Linked DNA regions of Homo sapiens: region 2 is linked to region 1. A link is a loop called in an ENCODE intact Hi-C map of the cell type or tissue named here. Cell type or tissue: lower lobe of right lung. All regions are shown on one strand. Links, peaks and the distances in the headings refer to the core of each region. The heading gives the core; the rest is flanking DNA. Region 1 overlaps LINC02210-CRHR1 (LINC02210-CRHR1 readthrough). Region 2 overlaps LINC02210-CRHR1 (LINC02210-CRHR1 readthrough).

The links. Hi-C counts contacts between places; a loop is a spot of excess contacts. Peaks named below come from ENCODE experiments on the same cell type or tissue, not always from the same donor. Only the 100,000 strongest peaks of a DNase experiment are listed, where the experiment ranks them.
Region 2: it touches region 1 in a loop (5-fold over the local background); 5 of 110 quality-filtered maps call a loop at or near these places.

What each region holds. Positions count from the first base shown.
Region 1 is chr17:45,670,244-45,681,006 of GRCh38, reverse strand. The region is part of intron 3 of LINC02210-CRHR1 (LINC02210-CRHR1 readthrough); the gene reads right to left. LOC105371802 (a long non-coding RNA gene) reads left to right here and starts at 10,092. Exons shown (of 3, transcript XR_002958155.2): 1 at 10,092-10,177. In lower lobe of right lung, for the core only: no CTCF peak of the experiment used is centred there; a DNase peak (open chromatin) is centred at 5,786; H3K27me3 peaks cover 611 bases.
Region 2 is chr17:45,734,176-45,744,938 of GRCh38, reverse strand. All of the region lies in intron 3 of LINC02210-CRHR1 (LINC02210-CRHR1 readthrough), which reads right to left. LOC107985028 (a long non-coding RNA gene) reads left to right here and starts at 10,260. Exons shown (of 2, transcript XR_001752915.2): 1 at 10,260-10,655. In lower lobe of right lung, for the core only: no CTCF peak of the experiment used is centred there; a DNase peak (open chromatin) is centred at 5,008; H3K27me3 peaks cover 1,179 bases.

The sequences.
Region 1 (10,763 bases), core at 1,814-9,813:
TGACTCTCCCAGGAAGGTGCCTCCTGCTGAGCTCTGGGTGACAAGATGGAGTCAACATGCATTACCCCAAGCACGTTTCTTTTTCTGTTTTTTTTTTTTTTTTTTTTTTGAGACAGGGTCTCGCTCTGTTACCCGGGCTGAAGTGTAGTGGCATGATTATGGTTCATAGTAGCCTCAATCTCTTTAAGTCAAGCAATCCTCCTGCCTCAGCCTCCCAAGTAGCCGGGACCATAGGCATGGCACTATGTGCAGCTTTTTTTTTTTTTTTTTTTTTTTTAGTAGAGACAAGGACCCCCATGTTGCCCAGGCTGGTCTTGAACTCCTGGCCTCAAGCAATCCTCCCTCCTCAGCTTCCCAAAAACCTAGGATTACAGGCATGAGCCACTGCACCTGACCTTGAGCACATGTTTCTTGGACAAGTGCCAGCTGTTGGCATCTGTGTGGCTACAGAGCAGGAATCAGGACGGAGGTGAAGAGAGGGGCAAGGCCAAGGGCAGGGGTGATGTTGGTGTCATTGCAAACAGACCTGGGCACACATGTCTGTGAGGGAGAATCAGGAGATGGTATTGCTGAAGGAAGCTACACGTTTGCACAGGAGCTCTTAAAGCCAAGCTGTCACATCCTCATCCTTGGCTCACTAGATCTTTAGCAGACAGAGCTGACCTACCCTGGGGCACCCTACAGGGCAAAGGCTATGAGAGCAGGGTTCACACACCTTACTTAGAGAATCCAGGGCCAGAGAGCACCAGGTTCAACCTTCTCATCAATATGCATGCAGTCGGCTCAAGTTCTATGCAAGCCCCAAAAGCGGTGGGTCTTGCCCAAAAATCACTGAGATCATCAAGACAGCATCAAGAGTGGGAAAGTATGGACCAGAGCAGACAGACTGGGCTCAAATCCTGGCTGTGCCACCGATGAGCTCGGCAACCTTGGTCACATGACCTGACCTATCTGAGCCCCAGTTTCCTGACATGGACAACAGGGGTAATAGCACTAACAGTAAATGGAAGGACACACATCCAAGCACTGCACTCCATCCTGACAAATGCTGGTTCTCTGTCCAGGTCTTTGGGTACCACGCCTGCCTCAGTCCTCTCACCTACCCACTCAGCTTGTCGATGAAGGCTGTGGCTCCTGACTTGTGTATTAGTTTCCCATCATTGCATTTAAAAAATGACCCACAACTTAGTAGCTTAAAACAACAAACGTTTGGTATCTCACAGCTTCTGTGAATCAGAGATTCAGCAGCAGCTTGGCTGGGTGGTTCTGGCTTAGGGTCTCTAATGAGGTTGCAGACAAAACATTGGCCTGGGCTGCAGTTCTCCGAAGGCTTGACTGGGGATGGTGGTTCGGCTTCCAAGATGGCTTATTCCCACAGCTCTTGGCAAAAGGCCTCGTTTCTTTGCTAGCTATTGGCAGGAGGCTTCAGTTTCTCACCATCTCTCCACTGGGTTGCTTGAGTATCCTCACAACATGGCAGCTGGCTTTCCCTTGCAGTGAGTAATCCAGGAAAGAGAAGGAAGCCATGGTGCCTTTCATGACCTAGTCTCAGAAGTCACATATTCTTGTTTCTACTTTCTGCATTAGAAGGAAGTCACTGAGTCCACCCACACTCAAGGAGAGGAAAATTAGGCTCTGCCACTTCAGGAAGGAGGCTCAACGAATTTTTAGACATATTATGAAACCATCACAACTTGAAACAAATGTCCTCTCCAGTGACTTTTGGCTTTTCTTACATAGAACAGAAACAAATGGGCTAGGGACCCTTGGCAAATGGGGAGCCCTGAGTGTTGGCGTGTCTGGCTGAAGTGAGGCTAAGATAGCCATAGATCTGAGGACACTGCCAAGGTCTCCATGATCCTCAGCGAACAGCCCCTGGAGGATAAGGCAGGACTGGCCAGGGGCAAGGGTGGGCGGGGTGGGGGATGCAGGCACACCACACCATCCTGCAGCCCCATTCTAATGGCCTGAGTTGGGCTTGGAGGGGAATGAGCCGCCAAACCCACAAGACTCATCCAAGAGGCGGGGGGCAATTGTAACAATTTGGGGCACAGCTAAGACAGTCAGTCGGGGTTTGAACCTTAAGTGGGGGAGAATCCTGGCACCCATTGGGAGGTCTCTGTGTGCCAGTATTTCCCATTATCCCAGATGATGAGAGTCACCTGCAGTGCTTGTTAAAGGGCCCCAGCTCTTTTTTGTTTTTTTGAGATGGAGTGTCACTCTGTCACCCAGGCTGGAGTGCAGTGGTGCAATCTCGGCTCACTGCAACCTCTGCCTCCCAGGTTCAACCTCCCGAGTAGCTGGGATTACAGGCGCCCACCACCACGCCCAGCTAATTTTTGTATTTTTAGTAGAGATGGGGTTTCACCATGTTGGCCATGCTGGTCTTCAACTCCTGATCTCAGGTGATCCACCTGCCTCAGCCTCCCAAAGTGCTGAGATTACAGGCATTAGCCACTGCATCTGGTAAAGGGCCCCAGCTCTAACCGACTGCTTCCTAATTTTTTACAGCAGCGGACAGGTGATCCAGAAAGTTAGCAAGTGCCCTGGGATTCTTATGCTCATTTGATAGGAGAAATGATCTGATAGGAAAAAGGACATTTGGGAAGTATCATAGGGCTAACGGGAAGGAGGACAAGCCAGTGAGAACCACAGCTGGCTTCTGTGATCTGTAAAATGGGAACAACCAGGACTACCTTGATTGCCTAAAAGCAAAAGCCTTGAACAAATGGCTTCTTGGGGTTCCTTTCAGCTTTGGACCAGAGCAGAGAAATGAGGAAGATTTTAGCAACTGGAATTTTAGCCCCAGGAAACTCCCTTAGGGAAAGAGATGGCAGTTAAGGCAGAGGAAGCAGGTATCCCCATCTTTCCCCTAGGTGCTGAGACACATCTGAGGAGTTGGTGTCTTGGGGCCCTCTAGAGCCCCCCGGGGCTGCCTACCCACTCAGTAGCCTTGGCAGAAGAAAATGTGTCAGCTGGGCTTGGCAGCTCTCCCAGCACCAGCCCAAGATGCTCTGAACAGAAATAAAATCTGCCTTCTCACTCCAGAGGATGGGCTCTCCTGCTCCCTATGAGTCAGCCCCACACGTGCAAACCCAGAATAAGCTGGGTGGACAGATGGAGGGAAGAAGGGAGGGGAACCTGATGCAGGCTGTGGGGCAAGCTGGCAAATCCAAGGGCTTTGCTGGCAGGGAGATCTGGGTTCGAGTCCTGCCTCTACCACCTCCTGGCTCTGTGATCTTGAGCAAGTTGCATGGCCCCAGTTTCTTCATCTGTAAAATGGGAATAAAAATACCACCACGGGCCCAGGCGCAGTGGCTCACGCCTGTAATTCCTGCACTTTGGGAGGCCAAGGAGGGTGGATCACCTGAGGTCGGGAGTTCGAGACCAGCCTGACCAACACAGAGAACCCTCGTCTCTGCTAAAAAAAAAAAAAAAAATTAGCCAGGCGTGGTGGCGCATGTCTGTAATCTCAGCTATTTGGAAGGCTGAGGCAAGAGAATCGCTTGAACCCGGGAGGCAAAGGTAGTGGTGAGCCAAGATTGCACCATTGCACTCCAGCCTGGGCAACAAGAGCAAAACTCCGTCTCAAAAAAAAAAAAAAAAAAAAAAAAAAAAAAGGCCACCATTGCAGTTATGAAGAGAAGACAGCAGAGCTTAGCTCTGGAGCCAAACTTCCTGAATTGACTCCTGGCTCAACCACTTACCACCTGTGTAACCATGTGCAGGTCACCTAACTTCTTAAAGCCTCAGCTCCCCATCTGTAAAATGGAGGTAATTACAGTGCCTACCCTCCGGGTTGCCGTGAGGATTTAATGCATTAATTCATATAAAGCATTTAGAATACTAAAGGATCTGAGCACCTGATAATCTTGGTATTCATGGGGGTCCTGGAACAAATCTCCCACAGATACTGGGGGACAACTGTACTACCAGGCACACTGTCAACGCTAAGTGCTCACTGTATAAAGGAAGGCTTGGCAGCACCCAGGGACTGCTCTTTGTCACCCTATAGCATTCCCTTCCCTCCAGAAGGCTGTGCACCTACCAGGTGCTGGATGGAGCTGGGGAGGAAAAGGCGGGGAAGGGAACTGGCCTTCACTGAATCTTGGTGACATGCCACTGTGCCAGGTGCTTCTACATCCAAGTCCTCCTCCTGCTCTCTCCCCTCCCTCCTTCCTCTCCTGGTTTGTTTCCATTCCACACTCCTTCACCCGCACAGGTCATCCCCCCAACCCCGTATTGCAACACTCCTAACCAGAGATCGGTTAGTCGACAAACTTGAACTGAGGTCCTCCCTAATCACAAAGCCCCATAGAGAGTTTCTAGGAAGGAGCCAGGGTGCCAGGGGGTTGGGGGATAAGACAAAGGAAAAAACCAAAACCCAGATCTCAGGGAGCACTGGGTGCCCCACCTTGGAGAAGCAGGTGTGGTTGGAAGCCAGGTGGCAAGCCAGCTTTAACCACACCAGTGATAACGCCGCTCTAGGCCAGTGCTTTGCAATACTCTGGAATCAGCAGGCAGCTTTAAAAGTTCTGGTTCCACCCCTAGAGAGTCCAAGGTAATGGCCCTGAGATATGGCCCAGGCATTAGGAGTTTTTAAAACTCTCCAGGTGATGCTCAGATGCAGCCAGGGCTGAGAGGTAGGACCCCATAACAGTGATGATGCTTAAACCGCAGCATGCATACGAATCACCTGGAGGACTTGTTAAAACACACATCACTGGGTCTCAACCCCAGAGTTTCTAATTCAGTAGGGCCTTGGCACTCACCGCAAAAGCTGTACTTCTGTTTCCAAATGACCCTGATACTGCTAGTTCCCTGGGAGTATACTTTGAGAACCACCCTCCTAGGATGGTGATCAACAAACTACAGCCCTTGAACCAAAAATCCAGCCTGTTTTGTAAATAAAGTTTTATTAAAACACAGCCATGCCCACTGATTTACATATTGTCTATGTCTACTGTCACAATACAAGAGTTGAGTAGTCAGGACAGAGACCACGTGCCTTGCATGGTCTAAAATACAATCGAGCTCTTTACAGAAAAAGATTGCTGACCCCAATTCCAGAAACCTGTGAAGCCACAGATAGCAGGATCCTGAGTCCCTGAGTGACTGCCTGGAGCAGAGCTTTCCTACTGACCTGGAGATGTTTTATGAGGAAGAAATAACTGTCAACATTCTTTAAAGCAGTGTATTTTGAGGCCTCTTTATTACATGGCTCAGCCTCTGCTACATTCCTAATCCTGGCTCCAGCATATCCTGGCTATCCTTATAACCTCTTGAGCCTCAGTTTGCCCATGTGAAAAATGTGAATAATATTGACCCTATGGGTTATTGGAAGGATTAAATAAAATATAAAACCCTGGCAATAGATCTTAGTTTTCTTATTGCTGCTCCCTTTGAGGGTGGGGGAAGGAAATCATTTCTGTTCCCCAAGAAGTCCCAGTTGGCTGGGGGAAAGCAGGTGACCATCTTTGTCACCCTACAGCATTCACTTCTGACCCTATGACATGTCACAATCTGACATGCCAGAGAAAGTTGCTAAACCTCTAGATGCTTGTTTTGCTCCTAAGCCAAAACACACTTCGTTTCCCCACTCCCATCCCCTGTTCCAAATTAATCCAGTTTTCTTTTATTTGGAGGCTGCCATAGCTGTTCACTTACACAAGTGTCCTTTTCAACTCCGTGAGCCAATCTTGGAGCTACTTTAAAATAACAGTTTCTCTAGGTGTGGAAGCCTCTGGCTGGGCTAGAGGGTGAGGCAACCGGCTTAAGTGGCCGCCCACGGCTGGGGAGGGAAGGAGCTAAAGGAGAGCACTCTAAACCAAGGTCAGTAATTATATGGTTTCTACTTGGCTCGCTTAGTGCCAGCTGTGGAGTGAGGTTGCCACTCGCCTCTACTGGTAGAGAGTGGGTCGCTTGGTTTAAAAGCATGTCTTCATCATCTGCTGAATGTCAAATACTGTGTTAAGGAGCTGGGGAGGAAGGCAGGGGAAGGGACACATAAGAAACAGACCTAGAAATGTCACCATCACCAGCACTTTACAGGAGGCAGCTAGAAAGAGGCCAAGAAGGCCAGGTGTGGTGGCTCATGCCTGTAATCCCAGCACTTTGGGAGGCCGAGGCGGGTTGATCACCTGAGGTCAGGAGTTCGAGACCAGCCTGGCCAACATGGTGAAGCCCTGTCTCTACTAAAAATACAAAAATTAGCTAGGCATGGTGGCGCGCACCTATAATCCCAGCTACTCGGGAGGCTGAGGCAGGAGAATCATTTGAACCCAGGAGGTGGAGTTGTAGTGAGCCAAGATTGTGCCACTGCACTCCAGCCTAGGTGACAGCGTAAGACTCCACCAAAAAAAAAAAAAAAAAAAAAAGAGAGAGAGAAAAAGAAGAGGAGAGGAGAGGAGAAAAGAGGCCAAGAAGCCACCAGGTCTAAAGGCTCAGGGGTGTCAGGGTCCCTGCATTAGAGCCCCTTCCACACCTGGCTGATCACCCAGTCACCTGGAGAGTTTATAAAATATGCAGGTTCCCAGGTCTACCCAGGCCCATAGAAGCAGATTCTCCACAGTTGTAAGCAAGCTCCTTGGGTGACTCTCATGGTGCCTGGCACTGGCCTTAGAATAGACTTTGAGGCAACACTACGTGAGATGTAATAAGAAGAAGGACTTTGACATTCACAGATCTGGGTTTAGATTCCAGGTCCAGGGCACAAAAAGGACCAAGCATAAAAGTAAAAATGGATAAGCTGTACTATATCAAGATAAAAAAAAACTCTGCTCTTCAAGACATACCATTAAGAAAATGAAGAAGGCTATAGGCTGATAGAAACTATCTGCAAAAACTAGAGATACCATTTGACCCAGCAATCCCATTACTGGGTATATACACAAAGATTATAAATCATGCTACTATAAAGACACATGCACACGTATGTTTATTGTGACACTATACACAATAGCAAATACTTGGAACCAACCCAAATGTCCATCAATGATAGACTGGATTAAGAAAATGTGGCACATATACACCATGGAATACTATGCAGCCATAAAAAAGGATGAATTCATGTCCTTTGTAGGGACATGGATGAAGTTGGAAACCATCATTCTCAGCAAACTATCGCGAGGACAGAAAACCAAACACAGCTTGTTCTCACTCATAGGTGGGAACTGAACAATGAGAACACTTGGACACAGGGTGGGGAACATCACACACCGGGGCCTGTCATGGGGTCGGGGGAGGGGGGATGGATAGCATTAGGAGATATATCTAATGTAAATGACGAGTTAATGGGTGCAGCACACCAACATGGCACATGTATACGTACATAACAAACCTGCACATTGTGCACATGTACCCTAGAACTTAAAGTATAATTTAAAAAAATATAAAAAAAAGAAACTATCTGCAAAACGTATATCTGATAAAGGACTAGTATCCAGAAAATTAAAAAAAAAACGCTCTCAAAACTCAATAGCAAGCCAATAAACAACCAGTAAACAACCAATTTTTTTAATGGACAAAAAATTTGAACAAGTATGAACTAAACAAGATGGCAAATAAGGACATAGAAGATGCCCAACAATATTAGACATTAGGAAAATACAAATTAAAGCTACAAGATACCACCTAACACCTATGAGAACGGCTTAAATCAAACCCCGGGTCTACTGATTACTATCTGTAAAACCTCAGGCAAAGTACTTGACCACCCTGTGCCTCAGTTTACACAGTTGTAAGACAGGGATAATGCCTACTCCGTGGGGTTGTCAAAAATTTTTAAAGTAATGTATCAAGAGTGTGCATCACTAGGTGCCTTCGGTTTCCATCTTTCCTTTGCCCCACCTTTTCTCCTATACAAGGGACCTGAATCATTTACTCAAGTTTTTTTACTCTGCAATACTTCACCATCTAAAGCCTAATTATCTTGTTTCTATTTCATAGGAAAAGAGACTGTTGAAGGTAGGCCCAGTGATGGCAGGGAGGAAGAACAGCAAAAGATATCCACAATGTACCCACTCTCTCGTTCGCTCCTTTCTTCATTCATTCATTCATTCACTCATTCACTCATTCATTCACTCATTCATTCATCATGACGTACCTGATGCCTTCAGACACTGCACTAGGATCATAGAGATGAAGGAGCCCCAGTCCTTTCCCTCAGGGACCCCTCGTTCCTGAGGGAAGACAGAAACATCCTCTTAGCCTGGTCTCTCTCAGTTGAGTAACAGACCCAGTTCACCCCAGCTCCAGGAAAGTTAGACCTCATGTGGCTGGGAAAGCTGGGACTCATAGACCCAAGGAAGCAACCAGAGCCTCAGGTGCTCAAAACCCCAAGACGCTCCCCTAGTCTCTCACGCCTGCTTGTCTCTTCTTTCGCAGGGGTCTCACCCTCTCTCGCACATCCCAGATCCCGCCGCCTCCACGTGCTGGGCACCACCTGCAGCCTACGCAGTGCCTACACGTGAGCAGCTCGTGTTTGCCCAGGGGAGGATTCTGATTGGCCCTGCTTGGGGACACACTCTATCTTTTGGCCAATCACCTTCACGGGGATGGCAGTCACGTGCGATCTGAGCGTGCAGCTCCCAGGAAGCAGGGCCAGAGACAACTTGGATGCAGGTGGTTAACCGGGGAGGCAACCATGTGAAGCAATCAGGGGGTGAGGAGGGTTAATGAGGTGGTTCTTAAGTGGGCCTGAAGCGGTGTGGAGTACACATCAGAATCGACTCCCTGAAGGCCGGGAGGCTGAAGCACCTATCCCCCTCCTCTTGCCTCCCACTTCCTCCTCCCACCATTGCCATTCCAGGTTGCACCTGTGCAAGGACTGAGCCGAAAAGGCACAGTGAGGGGCAGCTGCTGGAGCTGGGGTTGGAAGAGGGCCAAGGGGTGAGATGCCAGGCACAAAAGCCTCTGCTCCTGTGGCCAGGAAAGCAAAATGATGAAGAAGAGGGTGGGAAAGCTGGGCGTGGTGGCGCGTGCTTGTGGTCCCAGCTACTCGAGAGGCTGAGGCAGGAGGATTGCTTGAACTCAGGAGTTCGAGACCAGCCTGGTCAACATAAGAAAACCCAGTCTCAAAAAAAAAAGGGCAGGGGCGGGAACACTTTCTGGACACAACCCGGTTGTGGGGATGCTCCCACAATCTTGCAGCCCCTCTACCAACAGTTATAATACAATGCCCTTAGGGAGCTGCCTGGCCCAGGCCAGGGTCAGCAGAGCCAAGATCAGTTTTCTTCAAACCACCCTATTCATTCCCTCCCCTACCCTCCAAGGGCTGCCTATGGTATTCTCACCTTCACGAGTTCAGCAGGGCAAGGGGGCTACTCCACCCTGGCTCTTAGGCCCTGAGCAGTGATGGCAGAAAACCCATCCCAGTGCCACTCTTCCCATTCTCGCACAGAGAAATGTTAAAGAAACACATTCCTGCCAGATACTGAACTTTTCTCCTTTCCACTTTGCCACTGCCCCACAGCAGGGGAGATAAACTTCTCTGCCATTGCCAAGAGAAGCAGACACTCAGAACGGTGAAGCAGGGTCCCCATGGCCGAGTCTAGTTGGAGGTGAGGCCAGCTGGACTTCCTGGGTAGAGTGGGGACTTGGGGAACTTTCCTGTCTGACAAGAGGATTGTAAAATGCACCAATCGGCTGGGCGTGGTGGCTTACGCCTGTAATCCCAGCACTTTGGGAGGCCAAGGCGGGCGGATCACGAGGTCAGGAGATCGAGACCATCCTGGCTAACACGGTGAAACCCCATCTCTACTAAAAATACAAAAAATTAGCCGGGTGTGGTGGCGGGCGCCTGTAGTCCCAGCTACTTGGGAAGCTGAGGCAGGAGAATGGCCTGAACCCGGTGGGCGGAGCTTGCAGTGAGCCGAGATTGCGCCACTGCACTCCAGCTTGGGCGACAGAGCAAGACTCCATCTCAAAAAAGAAAAACGCACCAATCAGCGCTCTGTAAAATGAGCCAATCAACGCTCTGTAAAATGCACCAATCAGCAGGATTCTAAAAGTAGCCAATTGCGGGGAGGATTGAAAAAAGGGCACTCTGATAGGACAGAAACAGAACATGGGAGGGGACAATCAGGGAATAAAGCTAGCCACCCCCTAAGCCCACCCAACCTCAGCCAGCAGGCAACCTCCTGGGTCCCTGTTCCATGCTGTGGAAGCTTTGTTGAAGGTTTGTTCTTTCGCTTTTCACAATAAATCTTGCTGCTGCTGGCTCTTTGGGTCCGTGCCATCTTTAAGAGCTGTAACACTCATGCGAAGGTCCGTGGCTCCATTCCTGAAGTTGGTGAGACCACGAACCCACCGGAAGGAACCAACTCCGTACACACTAGGGCTGCCTTCAGCCTGGTCGAAAAAGCCAAGGTGGGCTGTGTCTGTGTGACTTGAAGCCAACCTGGCAGGGATGGACCTTAAAAGAATAGGATCCAGGAAGGAGGGGATGCTGCTTACCTAGTTCTGCCCTCCTGGGCGTCAGAATCTTGGCTCTCGGAAGTCAGGTTCGGCCCCCTGGCTCAGGTAGCTGTAATACCTACACATGTTCTTGAACTTGGACTTTATGAAAAGTACAAATGATTGATGTTTTAATGACTTAGCCCTCACAGACTCAAAATGAGAGCTCAATGTAATTAAACTATATGGAAAATATTTTGATTATCCTTATCAGGCAATACTTAATAGTATCCACGATGTGCCAGACTTTCTAAGGACTTATTGAATCATTAGACCTTTTGAGGGTAGATAGAATTATCTCCGTTTTA
Region 2 (10,763 bases), core at 809-8,808, 65 kb before region 1:
ACCACCACACCCAGCTAATTTTTGTATTTTTTGTGGTGACAGGGTTTCACCATGTTGGCCAGGCTGGTTTCAAACTCCTGACCTCAGGTTATCCACCCACCTCGGCCTCCCAAAGTGCTAGGATTACAGTCATGAGCCACCATGCCTGGGCCAGAGGTTGACTTTCAATAAATCACAGTGGGGCCAGGCATGGTGGCTCACACCTGTAATCCCAACACTTTGGGAAGCCAAGGCAGAAGAAGCACTTGAGCCCAAGAGTTCAAGACCAGCCTAGGCTCCGTCTCTACAAAAAGTCAAAAATTAGCTGGGCGTGGTGGCACATACCTGTGGTCTCAGCTACCTTGGGAGGCTGAGGTGGGAGGATCTCTTGAGCCCAGGAGGTTGAGGCTGCAGTGAGCCATGATTGTGCCACTGCACTTCTGCCTGGGTGGCAGAGTGAGACCCTGTCTCAAAATACAAATAAATAAATAAAGTTTAAAAAATAAATAAATCACAGCAGATCCATGTGCTCACACATTGAATGTGTACTGAGCACCTCCTTGTGCCAGGAAGTGTGTTAGACTCTGGGCATATTTCCGTGAACAAGTCATGCCCCCGCCCCAACACACCACCCAAAGAGGTTATTTTAGTGGAGGAGATGGACATTCAATAATCCCCCCAAATAGATATTGATTCTGCATTGTGCTAGTGCTGGAGCTGATCAGGGGCCTGGTAGGAAGGGGACAGGTTTGAGGCTTGCCCCCTGACAAGGACACTGGCACTGAATGGCACTCACGTGTGTCTTCCTGAGTGGCAGTAAAGGGGCCAGGGCAGCAGCTGGCATGCCCAGAGCTGTGTTCACCCCAGAGTGTGGGTTTGGCAGAGGAGCAACATCCCTCATGCCAGCTGCAGGGAGAGAGGCTTGGTAAGTGCTGGGAGAAAGCTTTTCTCCAGGAAAGGCTGACCCCCACAGGGTCGCAGGGTCTGGGGCTCTGCCTCACAGCATTAGGGGGTCTCACAAGTTACCTACAGGAACCTCACTCCACCCTCAGTCTGGGCTCCAGGAGCCCGCTTCTCTAGCTGGAAAACAAGATATGTAACAAGATCTGCTTCCCTACAGGCACTGAGAATATTAGACAGATCTGAGGGGCCGAGCCCTGTGCCTGGCTGGCAGGAGTGACCTGTGTGGGTCTCTAAATGCAGGAGTGGTGGACATTCCTGGGATGTGCAGTGGGCAGAGGTCACAGTGCAGTGAAGGGCCAATGCAAGGGCATATTAAAGGGACTGGGGTTGTTCCACCTGGAGAGCAGATGGTTCTCAATGTGCCTCAGTTTCTGAGTCTGTAAAATGGGTCACCAACCAGTTGTTTTCACACAAAGGGCAGGAAAAGAAGTGGACTTTAACTAATGAGAAAGATTTGCAGTCAGATAAGCGGAGAAATTTCTTAAACCTCAGAGAAAATAAATGTCGGGTGATATGGTTTGGCTGTGTCCCCACCCAAATCTCATCTTGAATTGTAACTCCCACAATTCCCACGTGTCATGGGAGGAACCCGGTGGGAGGTGATTGAATTATGGGGGCGGGTCTTTCCTGTGCTGTTCTCATGATAGTGAATGACTCTCATGAGATCTGATGGTTTTAAAACATGGGAGTTTGCCTGCATAAGCTCACTCTGTTTGTCTGCCACCATCCACGTAAGATGTGACTTGCTCCTCCTTGCCTTCCACAATGATTGTGAGGCTTCCCCAGCCACATAGAACTGTAAGTCCAATTAAACCTCTTTCTTTTGTAAATTGCCCGGTCTCGGGTATTTCTTTATCAGCAGCATGAAAGCAGACTAATACACTGGGTACACTGGGATAAACCAATGAGAGGAACAGGTGGAATTCCTTGGAAACAGAATTATAAAGCTGGAAGGAAAGTCATACCTCACCCCCTCCCTTAAATTTTAGAAGTGAGACTCTTAAGGGGACAGTGACCTGCCTTGGTAAGCAGGTGGTTAGTAGCAGAGAACCCAGAACTCCTGACTCTAGATCCATCTTTACCTTCTACCTTTCCCCATTATATTATCCTAGGAAAGAAACCAAAGCTCACAGAAAGGATATCTAACATCAGCCCAGATTATCGAACATTATATGCCAGGAAATGTCCTCAGCTTCTCCATAGTTTTAGGGTTAATCTTCCAAGCAATCCTATGAAGAGGGCACCTTATCTTAATAAGGAAACTGAGGCACAGAGAAGCTAAGCAACAAACTCATGGTCATTCAGCTCCTCAGGGACAGAGGGAGGATTTGTACCCTGGCCTTCTGAGTTATCTGCTGGCTCTGCAGCCTCTCCAGTCCTTAGTTCCCACCCTAGAGGGGACAAATCAGAGCTTTTCAACCTGTCTGGAACTGTTAGTCATCATGACCTCCATGGTTCAGCTTGACTGCACTAAAAGATCCTGATGGCTTCCAAAATGACAGCTATTTCCCTTTGCAGAGCTTTGCGCACTTTCTCCCACACCTTAACAGGACTCCCTTAGAGGATAGTTTCAGGCAGGACCAGCTTCATGGGAATGCCACCTGTGCAGTCAGGCAGAGCCACATGCTTAGAAGGAGTCTGCCTTTGGCCTAATGCATTCTTAATATTTCTTGAAGAAGTGCCCTGCATTTTTATGTGCACTGGGCTCTGCAAATTATGTAGCCCATCCTGATTTCAAAGTTAGCAACCTTCACCTGAAGGGGGGTGGCGGTGGTGGTGCTACTGCACTAGAAGGATGGACACCCAAGGTCTTGTTGGCAGCAGGGCACCTTGGGATGATGGGGATGCCACCTGCTTCTTCCCATTCCACTTTCCCCAGACAGAGGTGCGAGGTGAGCTTGGAGCAGGGCAGCGTTCTCATATTCACATTCTCTCTCTCTCTCTCTCTCCCTCCTTCTCCCATCTCCCCGTCTCCCCGCCTCTCCTTCCTGCAGGCTGTAAATGAACCAGACAAGGCCAGGTGGAGGTGATGCTCCTTCCGGGCCCAGAGTTGAAGACCTACCCTTAGGTTTCCTTGACAGCCTTAGTTTCTTTCTGACTCTGCTGGGCTTGCAACCAAAGGCAGCCCATCTGGCTGTGCCAGGGGTAAGAAAAGACATGATTTAGCGCCATAACAATTTTAACATCAGGCAAAACAGATGCCATGTGAGAGAGACTCAAGGTAGAACAGTACATGGCAGATAAAAGAAATGACCTAATTAGATCTCAAACATACAACCTTGAGTTTAAAAAAGGCATTTTGCTGTGTGATATGTAACTGCGCCACCCTCTGTGTAAAACAAGCCACACATACACACACACGTGCTGACACACAATATATATTTCCCATGAGCCCACGCATATATGTGAAAAAAAATTTTTAAGTGTGAAAGGATCACACCAAATTCATATAGTACTTGTTGCCTCTGAAACTGAGGTGGGTTGTCAGAGGGAAGATTATCTGTGACCATCTAACAATTTATAAAAGATAATCACTCGAGTGGTTTTCTTTTAAGCACAGATGCTCCAACTGTGGGACAAGGGAGGGTTGTCCATCCATCCCTTCCTCCCTGGGGTTCTGGTAGTGCCTAGCCCCAATGGATTGCACAGCATGCTGCAGTTGATGGAGCACCCTCGCCTCCCTTGTCTTAGGTGATGCCCAGAGCAATGCCTTGTGGGGGTAGGGCAGGTATAATTATTATTCCCATTTTACAGAGGAGGCAACAGAGTCAGAAAGGTTGAGTGACTTGCTCACACACGCAAAGCCAGTAAGCAGCAGATGGGGACTCTTTTGTCCTCCAAGCTGAGTCAGACACAGAGGGGGTGGAATGGCCGGGGCCCAAGTGCTATTTATTCCCCATGGCTATTTAGGGTTTGCAGGATATGTTTTCCCTCTAGGCAGATATAGTTTCTCCTAGACCCACTTTGAGCCTCCAAACAGACAAGGGATGTGCTAACCCTTCTCCTGAACCACAAAGGTGATGCCCTCTCTACCTGCCTTATGGTGCTGGGAGACACACTCAAACAGAAGCAGCCAAAGTAGAGACTTCTTTTCCTCTGATACCAGTCCAGCTCGCTGCCTGCCCAGACTAAAGCTTCAGGTTCCCTTGCAAGAAGAATCCCAGCCTGCCGCATCCTCTTTTCCTGATTGGTTCTCCCTCTCTGGCTCCTCTTCCTCCTTTCAGGCCACTGAGTGGCTCCTCCTCTCACCTTCCTGGCCACTGATTGGCTCCCTTTCTCAGGTTCCTCCCCCCATCTTTCTGACCCCTGATTGGCTCCCCTTCTCTGGCTCCTCCCTCCTTCCTGGACCTGCCTTTCTGTCTTCCACCAGAGGTTGCCCTAGGCTGCTGGACTTGGTGAACTTTTAGGTAAGTGGGTCTGGAGATATCAGTGACACACTGGCCATATAAAAACCGGCTGGAGCCCGTTACACAGCCAGAAGCCAGGACCCCAGGCCCACAGATGCTGATTCAATAGGTTTGTGGTGGAGCCCAGGGATCTGTAGTTTATAAAAACAAGTCCCAGGTAATGCTGACATTCAATGCAATTGAGAAATCACCCATCTAGTCCAAACCTTTAAGTCAAAAACAGGCAAACCCAGGCCTAAAAAGGCTAAATTACTTGTCCAAGGCCACACAGCTAATCAACTGAAACTGAATATTGGGCAGCTCCTGGTCCCCACATGACACCTCTCCCCACCCCGCAGATACACACACACACCTCACGCACCTCCTCCAGATTTGACTGGCTCGGCTTCTGTCCTGAGGCCTGACTAAGATCTGGTCCCTTTACTTCTAGGCCACAGGACCCAAAGTCCAGGCCAGAGCAGTCCCTGTGGAACAGGAGCGGGACAGCAATTTCTTGGTGAAAGGTGTTACACCGCAGGGGCTAAGGCCTGGCATTATTCTGCTGCCTGGGTGGAGCCCAGGTCACACACCAAGCAGTGAGGAAACCTGAGCTGCCCCTCCCTGTTCCCAACTGTCCCAGGAGGCCCCAGGGGCCTGGTCCCACAGCCACTCTCCCCAAGATTCAGGTGTCACATAACTGGGCCCCAAGCCAGGCCTCTGGTTCTCAGGCAACTCTCCCCCTCCCTGGGGCCTGCAGGAATCTCAAGAGATTGCAGTTTCCTCTGTTAGAAATGGCTGGAAACCTTAGGAGGGCAGAGGGAGGGTGCTGAGGCAGCAGGACCCCCTCCTGGGCCCCAAGTGATCCTTTCCCACTACCAACAAGCCCTGAGCAGACGAAGTGTTCCAGGTCCTGCCACTGTGGACTGCTGCCACTTGGACCCTTCACTGCCAACCCTGTGCCCCCACTACTCCTTCTGCCTTGGCCCTTGTCCTGATTCTGCTCAACACACTTGTCACACCTTCCCAAAAACTGCAGTTCTGAAGTTCGTAGTGTGCAGGGGAATTATGAGAGCCAGCCCTTCTGCTTCTGGAAAATTGCTATTGTGACTATACCCACTCTTCTCTGGCACTCAGGAAGGGGAGACAGCAGAGATAGAAAGAAGGGCTCTGAAAGTCTGAGGTACAATATCAAGTACCAGCTGAACAAAGCTGGAACTCGCACACATTGCTTGGTAATGCAAAATGACGCACAGTTTTGAAAACAATTTGGCAGTTTCTTATAAAGTTGAACATGTACTCACCATACAAATTAGCAATGCCAGTCATAGGTATTTGAGTAGCATTTCGTTTCCCAAGGGAAACGAAAACCATTTACATACAAAGACCTGTTTGTGAATGTTTATACAGACTTCATTTATAATCACCAAAAACAGGGAACTCCCCAAATGTCCTTCAGCTGGTAAATGGATAAATAAACTGGTACATCCATACAATGTATAAATGGCTGCTCAGTTTGTTTATCCATTTACCAGTTGTCCACCACATTAACATGATTATATCAATTGATGCTGAAAAGTCAACACCCATTAAACAACAATTCAATACTCATCCATTATAAAATTCAAAGAAAAATTGGAATAGAACTTTCTCAACTTGATGAAAAGCATCAACGAGAACCCTACAGCTAACATTATACTTAATGGTGAAAGACTGAATGCTTTTGCCTTAGATGAAAACAAAGCAAAAATGTCTGCTGTCACCACTTTTATATGACATAGTGCTGTGAAAGTTTTAGCCAGTGCAATAAGGCAAGAAATTAAAAGGCATACAGATTAAAAAGGAAGAAATAAAAACTGTTCCTATTTGAAAAGAACATGATTGCTTTTGTAGAAGTTCCCAAGGGATATACAAAATATTAGTACTAGTAAGTGAATTCAGCAAGGTCACAGAATACGAGATAAACATACAAAAATCTGTTGTATTCCTATGTACTAGAAATGAACACCTGGATATCAAAATTAAAAATACAATACCATGTGCAACTACAAAAAGAAAAAGAAGAGATACTTAAGTGTAAATCTACAGGATTTGTATGCTGAAAACTACAAAAAGAAGATTAAACAAGTCAAAGAACAGCTAAATAAATGGAGAGATGTATTATGTTCATGGATTGAAAGATTCAACATAGTAAAGATGTTGACTTACTCCGCAAAAGGATATATGAGTTTAATGCAATTCCTTTTAAAATCTTGCAAAAGTTTTTGTAGCTATACACAATATTACTCTAAAATTTATGTGGAAAGACAAAGGAACTAGAATAGCTATCTTAGTCTGTTTTGTGTTGCTATAAAGAAATACTAGAGGCTGGGTAATTTTTAAAGAAAAATGGTTTATTTGGCTCATGATTCTCATGGCTACAAGTTCAAGATTAGGCATCTGCATCCGACGAGGGCCTCAGGCTACTTCTGCTCATAGCAGAAGGCAAAAGGGAGCCAGAGTGTGCAGAGATGGCATTGTGAGAGAGAGGAGGAAAAGGAGGGTGTGCTAGGCTCTTTTAACAACCAGCTCTCACAGGAATTAATTGAATGAGAACTCACTCACTCCAGAGAAGGCCATTAATCTATTCATGAGAGATCCACCTCTATGACCAAAACACCCATTAGGCCCCACCTCCAACATTGAGAATTAAATTTCAACATGAGATTTAGATGAGACAAACATCCAAACCATAGGAATAGCAATTTTGGAAAAAAAAAAGAATAAATTGGGAGGAATCAGTCCATCTCATATCAAGCTACAGTAATCACTGTATAGCTACAGTAAGACTGAATGTTATTGGCATACAAGATACAAGATAACTTACAAGACTGTATGTTATTGGCAGAGAGATATACATCAATGGAACAGAATGGAGAAACCAGAAATAGACCCACACAAATATGCCCAACTAATTTTTGACAAACGTACAAAACTAATTCAATGGAGGAAAATAGCCTTTTCAACAAATGGTGCTAAAAAAAAAAAAAGCCTCTAAGTCTTACGTACGCCTTATACTAAAATTAACTCAAAATGGATCATTAACTTAAATGTAGAACATAAAACTATAAAACTTCTGAAAAAACAGGAGGAAGTCTTCAGGATGTAGGTCTATGCAAAGAGTTCTTAGGTTCAACACCCAAAGCATCACCCATAAAAGGAAAAATTAATAAATTGGACTTCATCACAAAAGCTTCTGTTTTGTGAAAGGCCCATTAAAAAGCATTAAAAAGATGAAAAAAAGCTACATACTGGGAAAAATATTTGCAAACCATATATCCAACAAAGAACTAGTATGTAGAATATATAAAGAACACTCAAAACTCAGCAGTCAGAAAACGAACAATCCAATTAGAAAATAGGTAAGAGACATAAAGACATATTTCACCAAAGAAGACATCATATGGCAAATAGCACATAAAAAGATGCTCATTGTTCATCATTAAGGGAATGCAAGTTACAATCACAATGAGAATCACTATGTACCTATCAGGATGGCTAACATAAAACAGTAATAATACTAAATGCTGACAAGGATTCAGAGAAACTGAGTCACTCATACATTGCTGGTGGGAATGTAAAATGGTACAGGCACCGTGGAAAACAGTTTGGCAGTTTCTTTCAAAAACTAAACATACAACTACTGTACAACCCAGCAATTGTACTTCTGGGCATTTATCCCAGAGAAATGAAGACTTGTATATAAATGTTTATAGATGCTTTATTTATTTGTATTAGCCCCAGACTGAAAATGATCCACTTGTCCTTCAACACAGAAATGATTAAATAAACTGGGGTATATCCTACCATGATCTAATACTCAGTGACACTGTTAGGCTTTGTGTCCCCATCCAAATTTCATCTTAAATTGTAATCCCGAGGTATTGAGGAAGAGAACTGGTAGGAGGTGATTGGATCACAGGGACAGTTTCCCCTATGCTTCTCTCATGATAGTGAGTTCTCACGAGATCTAATGGTTTTATAAGACAGTTTTCCCTGCACTTGCTCACTGTCTCTCACCTGCTGCCGTGTAATATGTGCCTGCTCCCCCTTCTGCCAAGATTGTAAGTTTCCTGAGGCCTCCCCAGCCATGTGGAACTGTGAGTCAATTAAACCTCATTTGTTTATAAATTACCCAGTCTCGGGTAGTAGCTTTATAGCAGTGTGAGAATGGATTAATACAGTCAGAAAGAACTACTGATACACAAAACAACCTGGATGAATCTCCAGAGAATTATGCTGAGTGAGAAAAGCCAATCCCCCAAAGTTACATATGATTCCATTTATATAACATTCTGGAAATGACAACATTATGGAAATGGATAACAGATCAGTGGTTGCCATCAGTTAAGGAGAAGATAGGGATGGGAGGGAAGTAGATATGGCTATAAAAGGGCAACATGAAGATCCTCATGGTGATAGAAACGTTCTGTATCCTGACTGTGTTAACATCAATATCTTGGTTGTAATATTATAGTTTTGCAAGTTGCTATCATGGGAAACTGAGTAGAGGATTCCCCAATTACCTCAAAATTTAAAATTTTAGGTAAGAAAATTTAAACTTTGAAGACAGAAAAAAGATAAAACGCTGCTGCTTCTCCAAGATAAAATAAGAATGGCCATGGCTTCCCGACAATCACCTGGACTTACCTGAAACAGACTCATTGAATCAGGAGAATTGGCTTCCAGGTTCTACAGCCTCTCTTCCTCCCTCCAACACGAGTAAGCCCTCTGTAGTCTCTCCTCCTTTCCCCCACCAAAATGTAAAAAAGCTGATAAAGCACTAATACTAATCATAAATAATTGTTCAGACAGTGAGTGCATACTCACAAAGGGATGTGCATTTTAATGGGAACAAGTCATAGTAAGCTAAAAAATGAACCACCAATAGTGAAATTGCTGATACAGCAGGCAGAGGTAGGAAGACATTTAAGATGGCTGGAAAAGGAAGAACTTCCTTGAACTCTGAAAATCCATCAGGCCTGCAGGCTGGGTTGATTCATCAGGCCAGCTGTGCCCAATAGGTAGAGTGGAGAGATTTAAACACCAGGGTAGGGGACAGGAAATGGCAGAATGAAGATATCAGTAGTGTAGTGCTCCAGGATTGGATGGGAATGATTAGAAAGAAAGAGAATTGAGATTTGAAAGGTAAAAGATATTTATTCATTTGCCTAGGACGTTTCACCACTTTAAAAATTAATTAAATTTGTTAGAGATGACATCTCACTATGTTGCTGTATTAGTCTGTTTTCATACTGCTATAAAGAACTGCCCAAGACTGGGTAATTTATAAAGGAAAGAGGTTTAATTGACTCACGGTTCTGCACAGCTGGGGAAGCCTTGGCAAACTTACAATCATGGTGGAAGGTGAAGGAGAAGCAAGGCACCTTCTTCACAAGGCAGCAGGAAGGAGAAGTGCCAAGCGAAGTGGGAAGAGGCCCTTATAAAACCATCAGATCTTGTGAGAGCTCACTCACTATCACGAGAACAGCATGGGGGAATTGCCCCCATGATTCAATTATCTCCACCTGGTCTCTCCCTCGACATGTGGGGATTATGGAGATTATAATTCAAGATGAGATTTGGGTGGGGACACAAAGCCTAACCATATCAGTTGCCCGGGCCAGTCATGAACTTTCACCACTGTTTTCTGCAAAGCACTGTGCATTCCCATTCTAGTTAGGCGATCTAAATGTAAAGTGGCCATTTTGGAACAATTATTGGCCTGGGTGTGATCACCTGATCCAGCCCTGACCAATCATAGTACCTTTCTACCTCTGAGTTTCAATAATTGGTTGAGAAGGTGATGGGTAATTCAAGCCTAGCCAATTGGAGTCTTCTCCTATTGGTTGGTTGGTTGGTTGTAACTGGAATTGGAGTTTTGTCTACTGTGATGAAACTGAGAGTATTAGGCCTTGGACCAGCAGCACGGGAGAAGCTATCTAACTAAGCAGGGAGCTGACACCTAGAGAACCAGGCAGTAGGAGGGATGCCTGGTGGCCCCAGAGTCCCTGGTTTAAGTCATTCCTGAGGCTGGCTGCATTCTTGTCCAGCCAGTGGTTTGGATACTGGAGTCAATAAGTAATCCCCATACTCCCCTTTCCCAGAAGCCCGAGCAAAGCTGGCTCTGTACGCAGGATGAGGGGAGGCTTGTGTGTGTGTGTGCGCTGTGGGTTCCTGATCAGAAAGTTCTACCCCATCTGATGAGCCCTGGCAAAAAAGTCATCAGAGATGGTACTGAGGCTCTGAAAGCCTACGTGCTGGGGAGGAAGATCCCAAGGAAGCAATAAGGTAGGAACCATCTTTTCACTTATGGAGCACCTGAGCTGCACTGGATAGCACACTCCAGTGTAAATGTTATTAGTCCATTTTTCAGAGGAGAAAACTGAGGCTCACACA